Linked DNA regions of Homo sapiens: region 1 is linked to region 2. A link is a loop called in an ENCODE intact Hi-C map of the cell type or tissue named here. Cell type or tissue: chondrocyte. All regions are shown on one strand. Each heading gives the region's core, and the rest is flanking DNA. Links, peaks and the distances in the headings are about the cores only.

Region 1 (2,912 bases), core at 210-2,709, 990 kb after region 2:
TTGAAGTAACTGTTTGGACCTTCTGCAGAGATGACAGTTGTACAGGTTAAACATCAATCAGCCATTTGGGCTCCCTGACTTATTACTGCTCAGTCACATTATATGTAATAGGATCCAGCAAATTGAAACCTAGTATTTCTTCACTGCTGATGACCACTCTTCTGACCTGATGGAATCAGGGAGGAAGGAGGATTGTGCAGGGCAGGAAAACCTCCCTGCTTCAGTATTCAACAGAATTCCACAGGAATTTACTGGCAGCTCACCAGGGTCAAGCAATATGTTAAAGTCAGGAACATGTTCCCCACCCAGCTCATCAATTGAGTTCACAAGTTCCTCTTATAATGCCCAAATCCAGCAATACACTCACCTACCACTTAATAAGCGGCTTGTCTGTGCTTAGCACTAAAGACAGGAGAGAAATAGGAAAATGTCTCTGACTTCAGAACGCCAGCTAGTGAGGAAGAAAGATAAGTCAATAACAAGCGCTACAAAATGCAATCCTTACTTTCCTGATGGAGAGGAGGGTGCAACAGGAGAACAAAGAAGAAAACTATGGTCCAAGAGGAAACAGGGGAGGGCGAAAAACCACAGGAAAGTGGTATGTGAAGAATCACTTGGCTGATACAGAGTTGGGGGTACAGGGACTGGGAACAGCTTAACAAGCATATGGCAGGAGATGTGAGGGAGGATGTCAAAAGACAAGTCTGGGAAAACAGAAAAGGAATCAGAAGATAGGAAGAGGAGGTGGAATCCGGACTCAGCAACTGATTGAATATGCAGGTAAAGACAGGGAGAAGTCTGGGATGATTCTTCCTTTTGTAGCTTTTATGTTTGGTAGATGCTCGTGCCCATCCACTGAGATAGAAAACACATGAGGGGGGGCAAAGGTAAGCTCAGTTTTAGACACATTGAGCTCTTTTGTTTGTTTGTTTTATGGAAAATGAGGGCAACTGATGGATGGAGCATGCTTTGGGTGACATTCCTTCCATCCTGTAGTGGAAGACACTGGGTTCCTGAAGGGAGGGAGATGGGATTGGATGCCAGGGAACAGGAGATGGGACTTTAAGAAGACAGCGGAGGCAGGCTAGATGTTCTTCTGCAATTGTATAGATGAGGTCACAGCAGCAAAACTTCCCATCCCACCCCGCATCAATACCTTTGCTGTGTTTGCTGCACTGACCATAACTGCTCATTCCCTGTTGTGTAACTGAAATGAATAGATCGTTCAAGAATGCCCTATCTGTACAAATTTGGTCTATTTTAAGAACAAAGGAGAGAGTTTATTTTTTTTTATGTTTCAGTGGAATTAAAAGTGTGATTTTTATAATCCAAGTCACACCCTTACAATTTTTTTTTTCCATACACAACCTTAACTCCTGGCAAGTGGAAGGCAGAGAAGCCACATTCACTCTGTGTACTGACCTGTGATTTGCCGCTGAGTTTTAGGAACATGATAGAACTTCAGTATGAATTACATATTTCTACATTTAAACAGGGTCAGAAGTGGCACTACCCAGTGTGGGAGTTTAGACTGATTAATTGCCTTCACGGAAGGAGAAAAGTATGGCTAGGAACTGTGCAAGTATTATTGTTTCATCCACATATTATTTCCATGTATTCTCTTGTACAGTTTGACTTGGCTAGCATGCAAGAAGTTTCTAGCTTTTCCAGGGTATTACAATCAGCTTTAAAAATGTCTAGAGTTAAATTTGCTTCTGAGAAAAACTATTTGTGACTTAATTGATAAAAGCCAGTGTGAACTCTATTATTGAAGACCTATGCAGTTATGTAATAATTTCCTTAAATAATGGAGAAGATCTTAAAAAAGAAAAACAAATAAAACCCACACAAGCACATGGTTTTCATTTGGGGAGTAAGGGCTGGAGAGAGGCTCTGCTCTGAGGTTAACTTCATGGCTTCAGGCAAAACTAGGAGATTTAAACAGAAACTACAGCAGAACCATAGCTCTCTTTTTAGGGACACTTAAATAAGTATATGACAAATCTCAGAGAATCTTTTGAATTTGGGTGGGGGATGAGTAGTTATGTTCCTTTTGTTTCTATTTTTTTGATTTGTTTTCTTTTTTTGTTTGTTTTTTTGAGAGAGTCTGGCTCTGTCCCCCAGGCTAGAACGCAGAGGCACAATCTCTGCTAAATGCAACCCGCCTCCTGAGTTCAAGCAATTCTCCTGCCTCAGCCTCCCAAGTAGCTGAGATTACAGGCGCTCACCAACACACCTGGCTAATTTTTGTATTTTTAGTAGAGACAGGGTTTCATCATGTTGGGCAGGCTGGTCTCAGGCTCCTAACCTCAAGTGATCCTCCTGCCTTGGCCTCCCAAAGTGCTGGGATTACAGGCATGAGCCACTGCACCCGGCCTTGTTTTGTTTTCAATGATTAATATTAGCTAATTAATGTTCTCATGGAAACTGACATAAAGTTTAAAATGTTTCTTAATTTAATAACTTCAGATGGTTTTCTACATGGGAAATGGAAGTTAGATACCAAATGATGTCCCCTAATGTGGTTAAAATGCCTCTTTTCCAAAAGGGTTAAGAGAATATGGAGAAAAGTTTATGCATGATGTGATGGGGAGCATTGGGAGAGGGACAGGAGAGGGTAGGGACTGGAGAGAAACAGAAGGAATAATCCAAACAATTTTCTACACAACTGATAATTCCCAGACAAACACTCAAATTGACCACAGCTAGATGTGTAAGTGCAGAGAAGGATTTGCACATGCTACAGAATATGAAGATGGAATTACATCCACCTCTGTTGTGGTTAAGGCCCAAAGGTTAAACACAAATTTACAGGTGGCTGTGATTCTAGAATGCCTTGGTAGGACTTGCAAGGCAGTGGTGAAAACTGGTTTTTAACCCTTAATTCAACATCTACCTAATAGGTATAAAAT
Region 2 (2,912 bases), core at 247-2,746:
TCTTGTAAAACTTAATTGAACTGCAAAACATTTTGGGTACTGTATATGTGACTCCAAATAGGTGGATGATGTTAAGTATTATAGCACAAAGATTTTTTATAAAACCATTGTAACACAAATGTCCCCTGCCTCCCCCATTCTCTTTCACCATCCCCGTAAAAAATATGAGGCTTTTTAGGCAATGTTGACAAAGTTTTAACAATAATGGTGGAGTAATTGATGTTTCTGGAGCTGAAACCCCAAAGGTGTTAGGTTACTTGTAACAGAAAAAGTCTTACAAATAGTTGTTTTGGAAAAGGGGACAGTATATATAATTCAGAAAGCATTGTTAACCTGTGCAAACTGTAATTATAACTTAGTGTCACAATTTTCTTGCCCTCTTCCCCTTGCACTCAGATCTTATCTTGTAGTAATGATATTTATTAACTCTTTCCACCTAAACTGCATTGCTTGACTGTAATGCTATGAACACACTAGGTGTCAGATATAAGCTGAGTGTATCTTCAGAAACCAAGAGGGCTTATGTGTGGGAAAGAAACCGAGAGGGAAGGAACGCTTTAACAGATGGACCCCTTAAAGATTCTTCTGCAAGATAAAAGCAATAAGACAGAAAATGAAAAAGAGGGGAGGGGGAAGAATTTTTTTTAAGCCTTAGAAAGGCATTGTTAAAAAATTCACATTTTTCTTTTTCTGTGCACACTAAAATCCATGATGATTTCATCTGCACTGTTCCTTTGAGGGAAAAAGAAGCAGTCAAGGAGGCTGTCTATGAATGCACTGGTCGGGACAGGCTTGGGGCAAGCTGAAAAAACTACCACATGACAGAGAAAAATAATTTGCCAATATATTTTAGAGAGTCTTTTCCCATAGGACCAGTTATTCAAGTCATACGAGTGCACTCTTTTTATAAAAGGATGTGGGAAAGGCCAAGAGAATTTTGCATTTTATCTGTGAAGTCCGGCGAGTGGTGGTAGGCTGTAATGTGTGAGAGTGAGTGGGTCCCCGGCAGAAGGGGGCAGCTGAACGCGACGGGGAGAAAGCGCTTCTGGAACTTGGGCTTGTGACAGGCTGCCTGCCCTCTGGTCCTTCAGTGCCCTGCTGCATTTCACAGTTGGGAAGAGTGGAGTGTATTATATGACCCCAAACAAAAGTTCCATTGCGCTCTCCTCAGATTGCCTGCCAGTGTTGATGACCTGAACATTTAAATATGAATGAATTGGGGGAAAGGACCATCTCCCCTGGATCCCATCAGGCCAGAACAATCCTCTGTTACCCCTGAGTCCCTCTTCCCTGACCTCCACTACCTGTCCACTGGACCTCCCTGCACCCTCTGCCCCACCACGTGGCCAGGTGGGCGTTCTACCACCTAGGGCTGTGGCTTGGCTGGGTGGAGGGGCGGTGGGAACACTTTTTCAATCAATTCATCCCTATTGATTGAGACACTGTGTTTGTTTGGGGTTTCTTTTCTCCCCTCCAAAAAAGGAAGAAGGTGAAACCAGGAGACTGGGCAGAGAAAGAAAAAAAAATAGTGAACAAAATTAGGATAATTTATTTTAGAAGAGAAAGTAGAACCCCCGAAAATGGTGATATTTGAAGAGAGGTGTCTGTGAGGAAGCTAAGAGCAGAAGGAGAGCAGCCTGTCAGAAAACGGGCTGTCCCTCCCTCCCTAATCACAGCCCTACTCACAGCAAACTCCCTCCCTCTCCATTCACTCACTTACTTAGGGCCAATCCTTTCTCTCTCTCTCTCTCTCTCTCTCTCTCTCTCTCTCTTCCTTTCCCTCTCTCCCTCTCCCCCTCCCTTCCCTCCCTCTCTCCCTCTCTCTCCCCCTTCTTTCCCTCTCTCTTCTCTCCCCCTCTCTCCTCTCTCTCTGTCTCTGTCTCCCTCCCATCCTCTCTCTCTGTCTCTGTCTGTCTCCCCGCCACCCTGTCTCTCCCTCCCTCCCTGTCTCCCTCCCTCCCTCCCTCCTTCCTTCTCTCTTACTCGGAGACAGTCAGAACTCTCCTCCCTGACAGCCACAAACCTACAGCACTGACTGCATTCAGAGAGGAACCTGCAAACAAAACTTCACAGAAAACTTTTTGTTCTTGTTCCAGAGAATTTGCTGAAGAGGAGAAGGAAAAAAAAAACACCAAAAAAAAAAATAAAAAAATCCACACACACAAAAAAACCTGCGCGTGAGGGGGGAGGAAAAGCAGGGCCTTTTAAAAAGGCAATCACAACAACTTTTGCTGCCAGGATGCCCTTGCTTTGGCTGAGAGGATTTCTGTTGGCAAGTTGCTGGATTATAGTGAGGAGTTCCCCCACCCCAGGATCCGAGGGGCACAGCGCGGCCCCCGACTGTCCGTCCTGTGCGCTGGCCGCCCTCCCAAAGGATGTACCCAACTCTCAGCCAGAGATGGTGGAGGCCGTCAAGAAGCACATTTTAAACATGCTGCACTTGAAGAAGAGACCCGATGTCACCCAGCCGGTACCCAAGGCGGCGCTTCTGAACGCGATCAGAAAGCTTCATGTGGGCAAAGTCGGGGAGAACGGGTATGTGGAGATAGAGGATGACATTGGAAGGAGGGCAGAAATGAATGAACTTATGGAGCAGACCTCGGAGATCATCACGTTTGCCGAGTCAGGTTGGTGCTGGCATTGGCAGGGGGTGGGGAGGGGTGGGGGGTGGGAGGGTAAAATATATTTCTTTGACAGTCCCAGGAGGAACTTCTTTTCCCTTCAGCTGGAAACTGCCTGGGAAGGTTATTAGTTATTAGGTGATGGTAGCGGACTAGCCGACGGAGGGCAGGCAGGGGAGGGGGAGAGGACTTTACAGAAAAGGAATTCTCGGTCGAGCTCTGCCTGGAGATGACTGGCTTACACTTACTAAACCCAGCGGGTCACACAGAGAGGAAGCTCGGGGCCAATGT

What was found. Hi-C counts contacts between places; a loop is a spot of excess contacts. Peaks named below come from ENCODE experiments on the same cell type or tissue, not always from the same donor. Only the 100,000 strongest peaks of a DNase experiment are listed, where the experiment ranks them.
Region 1: a loop joins it to region 2, with 6 times the contacts of the local background. A loop is called at or near these places in 2 of 110 quality-filtered maps.

What each region holds. Positions count from the first base shown.
Region 1 is chr7:40,713,513-40,716,424 of GRCh38, reverse strand. All of the region lies in intron 12 of SUGCT (succinyl-CoA:glutarate-CoA transferase), which reads right to left. LOC105375243 (a long non-coding RNA gene) reads left to right here. Exons shown (of 3, transcript XR_927193.3): 1 at 1-2,912. Among named protein-coding and RNA genes, the nearest start is that of SUGCT-AS1, 170 kb to the right of the region's middle. In chondrocyte, for the core only: no CTCF peak of the experiment used is centred there; no DNase peak of the experiment used is centred there.
Region 2 is chr7:41,699,702-41,702,613 of GRCh38, reverse strand. It overlaps INHBA (inhibin subunit beta A), which reads left to right. Exons shown (of 3, transcript NM_002192.4): 2 at 2,097-2,627. The coding sequence starts at 2,240. The region is part of intron 1 of INHBA-AS1 (INHBA antisense RNA 1); the gene reads right to left. Among named protein-coding and RNA genes, the nearest start is that of INHBA, 1.9 kb to the left of the region's middle. In chondrocyte, for the core only: no CTCF peak of the experiment used is centred there; no DNase peak of the experiment used is centred there.